Linked DNA regions of Homo sapiens: region 2 is linked to region 1. The links are chromatin loops, found by intact Hi-C in ENCODE. Cell type or tissue: Caco-2. All regions are shown on one strand.

Region 1 (5,000 bases):
GGGGCTGTGGGAGGGCCACCCAGCCCGGGTTCAGCAGCGACATGAGTGACACACAGACCCTTTGCTTTGAGCCAGTGGGAGGTGGGTGTTACTGCAGCGCAGTCCCGGCCTTGGTGATGCCACCAGCATGTGCGGCACTCACCTGCACTGCAGGACCACCCCCTCTGTAGGACCACCTGCCTCCTCGCCCCACACACGAGCCCTTGGGGGCACCTCTTGGCCCTTGTGCCTGTGTGGAGCTTGATGCCTATTTGAATAAATTATTAGAAAAATTATTAGGTGAGGCCGGGCACAGTGGCTCACGCCTGTAATCCCAGCACCTTGGGGGCCTGAGATGGGCAGATCACGAGGTCAGGAGATTGAGACTCATCCTGGCTAACACGGTGAAACCCCGTCTCTACTAAAAATACAAAAAAATTAGCCGGGCATGGTGGCAGGTGCCTGTAGTCCCAGCTACTCAGGAGACTGAGGCAGGAGAATGGCGTGAACCTGGGAGGCGGAGGTTGCAGTGAGCCGAGATTGCGCCACTGCACTCCAGCCTAGGCAACAGAGCAAGACTCCACCTCAAAAAAAAAAAAATTATTAGATGAAAGGAGCCAGACATGAAAGCAACCACGTGTCCTGTGATGGTGTTCATATGAAATGCTGGGAATAAGCTGCTCTATGGAGGCAGAAAGCAGACTGGGGGCAGCCGGAGGCTGCGGAGAGAGGGAGCTGGGAGTGAATCCAGGGCTCCTTTTCAGGGTGATAGAAATGTTTTGCAATGAGATTCTAGTAATGCCAATATACTAACAACTACACCTCTTTCAGATGCTGCAGGTGGACAGGTGACAGGTGGGGATGCAGTCCCTGCCCCTGACACTCCCATTGAGAGGGCACAACCCTCTGTGCTTTGGCTGGGGGCATCATGGCTGCAGATGCTCCTGCCCCGGCAGAGCTGTTTCTTCCCAGACTCCCATGTGGCCCTGAGTCACCGGGGATCAGAATGAGCATGAGAATGTGGATTCGCGGGGCCCAGGTAGGGTTTTTTCACAAGTGCCCGGGAGCAAGGCTGAAGCTGGTAGCTCAGAAACTGGAGCTGGCTGTCAGCATCAAAACACTGCTCAGTGACAGGGGCTGTATGGTCTGGGGCAGTCCAAGAAAATCATCCAAGAGTGGAGGAAAAACTGTTCTGAAGCCTTCCGGCCTCCAGTGAAATTCCTTGGATGGGAAACCCTGGGGAGGGAGGGTCCCCATTCCCCCATCCCAAAGGGGCCCCTTTGGGCCACTCACCCCGACAAGGGACAGTTTCCCTGGGGACGTCCTCGGACCCGCCCTGGGTACTCAGATATTAAGAAGATGTTCTGATATTCAGTGATTTTCAGAGTACTGGTGTTAAAGTTACACATATATATGCAAAAATAAGAAAATAAACGAATTCCTATTCCTCCATCTAGAGAACACTACCCGTTTTACCTTTTTTGGTGTTTCTAAATAAAATCTTCAAACGAGATCGTGCTGTTCCTGCTATGTAGTTACTTTTAATTCTCTCAGTGATGTCTTAGAGCACCTACCTTCCTGTTTAAACGAGCGCCTGACGCTGCGTTCACGGGCAGTTTTACAACGGGATGCCGCAAATGCATTTCAAGGCATAAAACAGAGCTCCACCGCACCCCGCAGGCAGGTGGATCTGATTTTCCTCTGCTGCAGAGTTTGCTGAAAGCGAGCTCCCCCGCACCCCGCAGGCAGGTGGATCTGATTTTCCTCTGCTGCAGAGTTTGCTGAAAGCGAGCTCCCCCGCACCCCGCAGGCAGGTGGATCTGATTTTCCTCTGCTGCAGAGTTTGCTGAAACCGAGCTCCCCCGCACCCCGCAGGCAGGTGGATCTGATTTTCCTCTGCTGCAGAGTTTGCTGAAACCGAGCTCCCCCGCACCCCGCAGGCAGGTGGATCTGATTTTCCTCTGCTGCAGAGTTTGCTGAAACCGAGCTCCCCCGCACCCCGCAGGCAGGTGGATCTGATTTTCCTCTCCTGCAGAGTTTGCTGAAACCGAGCTCCCCCGCACCCCGCAGGCAGGTGGATCTGATTTTCCTCTGCTGCAGAGTTTGCTGAAAGCGAGCTCCCCCGCACCCCGCAGGCAGGTGGATCTGATTTTCCTCTGCTGCAGAGTTTGCTGGGGGCTAAGGGTGAGAACCGCGGGAACGAACTAACGCGCTGCAGTGTCGGGAAACACGGCCCACAGCGCCACCGTGTGGTCTCCGCGTCCCCAGTTCGGAGCCGCAGCTTACGCGCTGCTGGCCCTGAGCCTGTTCCCTTCCTGCAGTCCCCAGGAGCTGACGCTATTCGGTTTGTTTTTAAACACTCCAGCTGAGCAAGCGTCTTCTCAGGACGTCCTGCGTGCTGCCCACACTCTCTTGTGGATGGTCCCCCGGGTCCGGCGGAATCCCGCCTGGGAAGGCTTCCCCGAAGCCTTCCTCCATCCTGGGCAGTGGCGGGGCTTGCAGGAGGCCTCAGAGCTCTGTCGGGGCCGGACGGACCGCTGTCGTCGCCAGTGCAGGGACAGAAGGGAGGACCCCTTGGAGGGCGGTGGAGACCAGAGTCGTGAGCGGCCCTGTGGAAAGCTGGCGAAGGGGCAGACATCCAACTCGCCAGCAGGAAGCCGCGCCCAGCACGGTCATGCTCAGCCTCAGTGATCCTGGCGGGAAAGACCGAGACAGAAATTCTTCGCACACCCACCAGGCCTCCGGATCCAGCCAGCACCGGGGCTAGCGGACCCAGGCCGTCTACACCTGGGCTTTCCTTCCCAGCTTCCCCGCTCTCAAATTCAGTTGAAAGTGGGTTTGTAAGAATTGTATACCTAGAAAACCCCATCGTCTCAGCCCAAAATCTCCTTAAGCTGATAAACAACTTCAGCAAAGTCTCAGGATACAAAATCAATGTGCAAAAATCACAAGCATTCTTATACACCAATAACAGACAAACAGAGAGCCAAACCATGAGTGAACTCCCATTCACAATTGCTTCAAAGAGAATAAAATGCCTAGGAATCCAACTTACAAGGGATGTGAAGGACCTCTTCGAGGAGAACTACAAACCACTGCTCAACGAAATAAAAGAGGATACAAAGAAATGGAAGAACATTCCATGCTCATGGGTAGGAAGAATCAATATCGTGAAAATGACCATACTGCCCAAGGTAATTTATAGATTCAATGCCATCCCTATCAAGCTACCAATGACTTTCTTCACAGAATTGGAAAAAACTACTTTAAAGTTCATATGCAACCTAAAAAGAGCGCACATTGCCAAGACAATCCTAAGCCAAAAGAACAAAGCTGGAGGCATCACACTACCTGACTTCAAACTATACTACAAGGCTACAGTAACCAAAACAGCATGGTACTGGTACCAAAACAGAAATATAGACCAATGGAACAGAATAGAGGCCTCAGAAATAATACCACACATCTACAACCATCTGATCTTTGACAAACCTGACAAAAACAAGCAATGGGGAAAGGATTCCCTATTTAACAAATGGTGCTGGGAAAACTGGCTAGCCATATGTAGAAAGCTGAAACTGGATCCCTTCTTACACCTTATACAAAAATTAATTCAAGATGGATTAAAGACTTAAATGTTAGACCTAAAACCATAAAAACCCTAGAAGAAAACCTAGGCAATACCATTCAGGACATAGGCATGGGTAAGGACTTCATGTCTAAAACACCAAAAGCAATGGCAGCAAAAGCCAAAATTGACAAATGGGATCTAATTAAACTAAAGAGCTTCTGCACAGCAAAAGAAACTACCATCAGAGTGAACAGGCAACCTACAGAATGGGAGAAAATTTTTGCAATCTCATCTGACAAAGGACTAATATCCAGAATCTACAAAGGACTCAAACAAATTTACAAGACAAAAACAACCCCATCAAAAAGTGGGCAAAGGATATGAACAGACATTTCTCAAAAGAAGACATTTATGCAGCCAACAGACACGTGAAAAAATGCTCTTCATCACTGGCCATCAGAGAAATGCAAATCAAAACCACAATGAGATACCATCTCACACCAGTTAGAATGGCGATCATTAAAAAGTCAGGAAACAACAGGTGCTGGAGAGGATGTGGAGAAATAGGAACACTTTGACACTGTTGGTGGGACTGTAAACTAGTTCAACCATTGTGGAAGTCAGTGTGGCGATTCCTCAGGGATCTAGAACTGGAAATACCATTTGACCCCACCATCCCATGACTGGGTATATACCCAAAGGACTATAAATCATGCTGCTATAAAGACACATGCACACGTATGTGTATTGCAGCACTACTCACAATAGCAAAGACTTGGAACCAATCCAAATGTCCATCAATGATAGACTGGATTAAGAAAATGTGGCACATATACACCATGGAATACTATGCAGCCATAAAAAATGATGAGTTTATGTCCTTTGTAGGGACATGGATGAAGCTGGAAACCATCATTCTCAGCAAACTATCGCAAGGACAAAAACCCAAACACTGCATGTTCTCACTCACAGGTGGGAATTGAACAATGAGAACACTTGGACACAGGAAGGGGAGCATCACACACCAGGGCCTGTTGTGGGGTGGGGGGAGAGGGGAGGGATAGCATTAGGAGATATACCTAATGTAAATGACGAGTTAATGGGTGCAGCACACCAACATGGCACATGTATACCTATGTAACAAACCTGCACGTTGTGCACATGTACCCTAGAACTTAAAGTATAGTAATAATAATGATAATAAAAATCATGTTTACAAGCAAAAGCCACCCTCCAACCTTCTGTCATAGGCGTTTTAATCGTGTGAGGTTTCTAGCCCACGGGCGCCTCTCTCCAGCCCATGGCTCTCTGAGGCAGAAGCAGCCTTCCACTTTCCAAGGTAATGGCACCACCACCCTGCTTGGTGCCCACCAGCATCTCCCTGTCACTCGAAAGACAGTGTCCAAACCCCTGCCTGTTACCCCAGGCCCTGTGGGTCTATCCCGGCAGC
Region 2 (5,000 bases), 130 kb before region 1:
CCACCTGGGCAGCCCCACATCACCACCAGGACACAGCAGGTGGCAGAGGGCGTACCACACTTAGAGCCCTGCTCATTCGCCAGTAAAGTGAGCCCCACGGCCACCCGGACAGGGCTTGGCAGGCACAGTAGTCTGAGCTCCTGTGTGGCGTGCGGCCCCGTGAGTCGCAGTGGGGCTATGTGCTGGGTGGTGCCACACAGGCAGGCCCTCCATGCCCCATGTCCAATCAGGAAGATATGGAGCCGCTGGGCCGGCCACACCCGCCTTCGGAGTCACTGTCAGCTCTGCATCATCATCCCACGGAGGCTCACAGGGTCACAAGGCCCCGGCCCAAGAGCAGTCCCACACTAGAGCCTCCCTCTCACTATCCCTGAAGCACCCAGTGTCCATGCTTCCCGTAGAATCAAGGGCCATAGACCCCCAACATCTGGGGCAAGCACCCTGCAGTCACTGGAGAAGACACAGCTTGCTGAAGTGCCCACGGGGGGCCACATCTCAGACTTTCAACCTTGTGTACTACAAATGCAGATTCCTGGACACCTTGTGACCTTTGGAATGAGGCTGTGCCCTGTGGGCTGACTCCCTCGGGCCCCCTGAGCTATGTATGGCCCACGCCTTCACCTGGAGTCTTCCTCCCATCGGGGGGCTCTGCTGTCTGGACTAAGCGTTCCCTGACACCCTGGCTCACACCCGTGATGCCAGCACAGGGCATGGTGCTCACACATTGGTGCTGTTGGAAAGTAACCAGTAAAAAGGTGTGTGAAAGAAAACACGCTTACTCATTCTGCAGACAATTCCTGAGCACCTGCAATGTGCACTCTGGACAAATGGTGTCCAGGTGCAGGCAGAACGAGACCGACGGAAACCGCAGCACCACCTGGCTCAGACGGCACAGGTGCAGCCCGTGTAAAGATGGCACGCGCCGGCATCCTGGTGTGGGCCTGCGGGAAAAGGGCGTGGGGTGGAGGTGCAAGCTCAGCTGAGAAATCAGGAGTAGAGAGTGCAGAGCCCCACGGAGGGAGGGCCCAGGCAGGGTGGCTATGTGAGCATCACAGCCGATGCCCCAGTTCCTGCTTCAAGATGACCGATGGCAGGCAGGTGCCGGAGCCGCTCCTCCGGTCCCCAGGCTGGCCTCCGGGTCCTGCCCACATGCTCTCCCAGACAGTCCTCATGCCTCCTCACCCGCAAAGCTCTGCACAAATCCCCCTTCCCTGAAGGGTTTGGGACACCCAGCCAGAGTTCTGTCCCTCTGGTCCCTACATATGACGTCCCCCATGTCCAACCTGCAGCCCCACACTCTAGAGGAGAGATTCCACAATACAGGCTGCAGGCTGGGAGGCCCTTCCATTGCTGCCTGGTGACCCCGAGGGCTCAGCTCCTGCAAGGCCTGGCTCACGGCAGGTGCTCGCAAGAAGAATACAGGAGGGAAGGGAGCAGAAACTCAGAAGTGTAAGCTTCTGGGCTGCACACGTTCCACTGTGGGCACAGGCTAAGCTTCAAAAGCAGAAACTAGCTGCAGATTCCTATTTGGAGGCTGCGGGGACTCGGTTACACCTGACCCATTTCCACAGGCTCTCACCCGTGGGGCAGGACACCCTGCGATTATGTTTCCTCCATTTCCACAGGCTCTCACCCGTGGGGCGGGACACCCTGCGATTACATTTCCTCCATTTCCACAGGCTCTCACCCGTGGGGCGGGACACCCTGCGATTACATTCTCACCCGTGGGGCGGGACACCCTGTGATTACATTTCCTCCATTTCCACAGGCTCTCACCGGTGAGGCGGGACACCCTGCGATTACATTCTCACCCGTGGGGCAGGACACCCTGTGATTACATTTCCTCCATTTCCACAGGCTCTCACCCGTGGGGCGGAACACCCTGTGATGACATTTCCTCCATTTCCACAGGCTCTCACCCGTGGGGCGGGACACCCTGCGATTACATTTCCTCAGAAGGCAGCTTTCAAGGCAAAGCTCCCACGTGCAGAAACGGGCCCTGGAGGTGGGAGTCCCAGGAGCCGTGGAGAAGCTCCAATGAGAACGGGGCCAGATGGGCAGCCCGAGAGCAGAACCCCCACCACCAGCGGCTGGGGAGAGGCTGGAGATGCCAGGGCCCTCCTGGGAGGCACCAGCTTTGTCCTCGAGGCCGAGGGGAGGAGAAGCACAGGAGATGCTGGGCACAAGGGGCCCGGCACAGGCCAGGCACAGGGAGGCCCCAGCCTCATCTGCCCAGTGAGCGATATCCAAAAACAACAAACAGGGTCCACATGCCAGCACTGCAGCCACAGCAGCACGAGGGGCCATCGCAGGTGCACGGGCCTCACAGCTTCACAGAGCAGAGCCATGCCAAACGCTCGCGGTGAAAGGCAGCCTGTTTCTTCAGTACTGTTCCTTCGACAGGTCAGTCCTGAGCCCCAGGCTGTGTCCCAGGACACTGGGAGTCTGCTCCGCACTGGGGGACTCAAAGTCCACACGGGGCCCACAGGTGGTCAAGTGAACCAAACGCCCCACACCCTGACCCCCAGGTGTACATTCTGCACATTTTAATTCCGAGGTTGGGAATGCACCCTACGCCGCCAGGCACGCCGCCAGGCCGAGGTCTGCAGCAGCATTTCACTCTGTTGGTGTCCGAGGACCTCAGGGGCTGTGGACCATGCAGGCGCTGCAGACAGTGATACATCGTGGGGGGCTCAGGAGAAGCAGGCTCCTGGGATCATTCCAACAAAAAGGTCCCCCTGCGTGCTCCGCCAGGACCCCACCTTCCACCTCCAGCCAAAACAGGACCTTCACACATACCAGCACGCTTCCCATTCAGCCCAGGCCCTGAGACAGGCCCTCCGGAGCTGTGGCCCAGGGAAACGCCAATCTCCCCGGACCTCCCGCCTGGTCTGAGTAAAAAGAATCCTGAAATTCAGGATCCGTGGCATTTCTAGCTGCTTGCATTTGTTTAACAAACATCTGCAGAAAGCCAGTGGGGCCCTGGTGGAGAGCACCTCCCAAGCCCCCTGTGGTGGGAGCCCCACCCCCAGCACATCCTGCATCAGGGGATCCTGCTACAAGAAAGAGTCCCCAGCCTGCTGGCCCTTCCTACTCCGAACTGGCCGCAGATACAGGGAGCCCCCCAGCACATCCTGCATCAGGGGATCCTGCTACAAGAAAGAGTCCCCAGCCTGCCGGCCCTTCCTACTCCGAACTGGCCGCAGATACAGGGAGCCCCCCAGCACATCCTGCATCAGGGGATCCTGCTACAAGAGTCCCCAGCCTGCCCGGCCCTTCCTACTCCGAACTGGCTGCAGATACAGGGAGCCCCCCAGCACATCCTGGCCCAAACCCTCAAAAGCTGCAGGAGCCCACAGCCTGCCCTGTACACCCTGCGCCACACTACCCGCAAATACAAGGTCCCCCACCTCCCCCGCCAGCCCAGAACATCCTGGCCCAAGTCCCACCCCCAGCCTGCCCTGTACACCCTGCCCCACACTACCCGCAGATACAGGGGCCCCCCAGAACATCTTGGCCCAACCCCCTGGCCTGCCCTGTATACCCTGCCCTGCACTATCTACAGATACTGGGACCCTCCCCCACCTCCCACTGCCGCCCACACACAACATCCTGGCCTAAGTCCCACCCACTTAGCTGCAGGAGCCCCTGGCCTGCCCTGTACACCCTGCTCCACACTACGGGCAAATACAGGGGGCCCCCCGGAACATCCTGGCTCACCCCCACTCCCCCGAGCTGCAGGAGTGCCTCTGTCCCCACAATTCTGGGTCTGCGCCACCATCTCCAGGGAGCCCACCAAGCACATCCTGGCCCTGTCCCTGGCTATGGGAGACCCTCCACCCAGGACATCCTGCTTCCCCCAGCTGCAGGGAGCCCCTGGACCACCAGTAACGTCTGTGAGGCAAGGCTGACCCCTGCTCAGCCAGTGGGTAGAATGGGAGTGGGCAGGGGCTGTGGGCCCTGGCAAGTATGTCCACTCCTCTGAGTGCAGGGAGGTACAGAGGTGACCAGCCTGACGTGCAGCTGTGGACACAGAGGGAGGGCTGCTGGGGGCTGGAGGCCACTGCCCAGTGGCAGTTGTGGGGGAGGCAGAAATGACCTGATCGCTCTAAGGTGAGGGAGAGGAGAGCCCACTCTTTACAGAGACTTCCCCAATGGCACAGGCGCCACGTGGTCCTGGGGCCACTGACTGGGCAGACAGCCTGGCACAGGGACAGGACAGGTCTAGCCTGGGATGTGCTGAGCTTGATGGATGCATGGGACCCAGGAGGATGTCACAATGATGATTCACATGGCACACAGGTGACCATGACTCTTCCCTGATGGAGACAATGACTCACTGCTGCAGAAAGGTGGATCTAACCCCTCCAGGGTAGCCTAGGAGAACAAACAGACTCCACTCTAAGGAGCCCAGGCATTCCATGCTGATCCACGCCTGCCCAGCCCGGCGGCATCCCCACTGTCTGTGCATGGACACCAGCCCTCCCTGGCTCCAGGGCCCTTGCCCTCCAGTACCTTGGCCCAGCTTTGGTTCTACCCCAAGGGTTTTAAAACATTTAGAACTGGGAGAGAAACTGTTTTCTTTCTTTCCTTTTTTTTTTTTAAGCTTGTATGTGGCAAATATCTTTAAGAGGAAATAACTCACTCCTCTGGCTCTAAGAGGGAAGTGTGAAATTCAAGAGTAAAATCAAGGTTTGGAAAAGGCTGCTGTCCCCAGGTACCAGCCCCCACCCCAGCAGTGTCTCCCCACACAGGGGACGAGGGCACAGGGGATGAGGTTAGAGGGCCACCAGTCACAGCAGAGGAAAGACCACACTGAGGGAAGCTGGGAGCTGACTGTGCTGGAAGTTCAAGAACAGCACCTCACCTTTAACACACCTAAGCTCATGCTGCTGGCACATGGCTGAGAAGCCAGGGATGCATTGGTTTTAATACAGCAAAAAGTATCCCCCAGGGTTGCAAAATGACGTGGGTTTCACAGGGACAAACAGTGATCACAT

The links. A loop is a pair of places that touch in the nucleus more often than their neighbours do. Peaks named below come from ENCODE experiments on the same cell type or tissue, not always from the same donor. Only the 100,000 strongest peaks of a DNase experiment are listed, where the experiment ranks them.
Region 2: a loop joins it to region 1, with 4 times the contacts of the local background. A loop is called at or near these places in 22 of 110 quality-filtered maps.

Annotation. Positions count from the first base shown.
Region 1 is chr5:1,642,839-1,647,838 of GRCh38, forward strand. No RefSeq gene overlaps it. Among named protein-coding and RNA genes, the nearest start is that of MIR4277, 64 kb to the right of the region's middle. RefSeq lists enhancers at 1-476, 517-1,179 and a silencer at 2,128-2,177. In Caco-2, a CTCF peak has its summit at 2,232 (motif pointing left); a DNase peak (open chromatin) is centred at 2,233; H3K27me3 peaks cover 173 bases.
Region 2 is chr5:1,512,042-1,517,041 of GRCh38, forward strand. The region is part of intron 1 of LPCAT1 (lysophosphatidylcholine acyltransferase 1); the gene reads right to left. Among named protein-coding and RNA genes, the nearest start is that of MIR6075, 3.7 kb to the left of the region's middle. RefSeq lists a silencer at 1-27 and enhancers at 1-504, 1,065-1,624, 2,185-2,743, 2,744-3,304, 3,305-3,864 and 2 more. In Caco-2, no CTCF peak of the experiment used is centred here; DNase peaks (open chromatin) are centred at 2,460, 2,930, 3,520 and 4,350.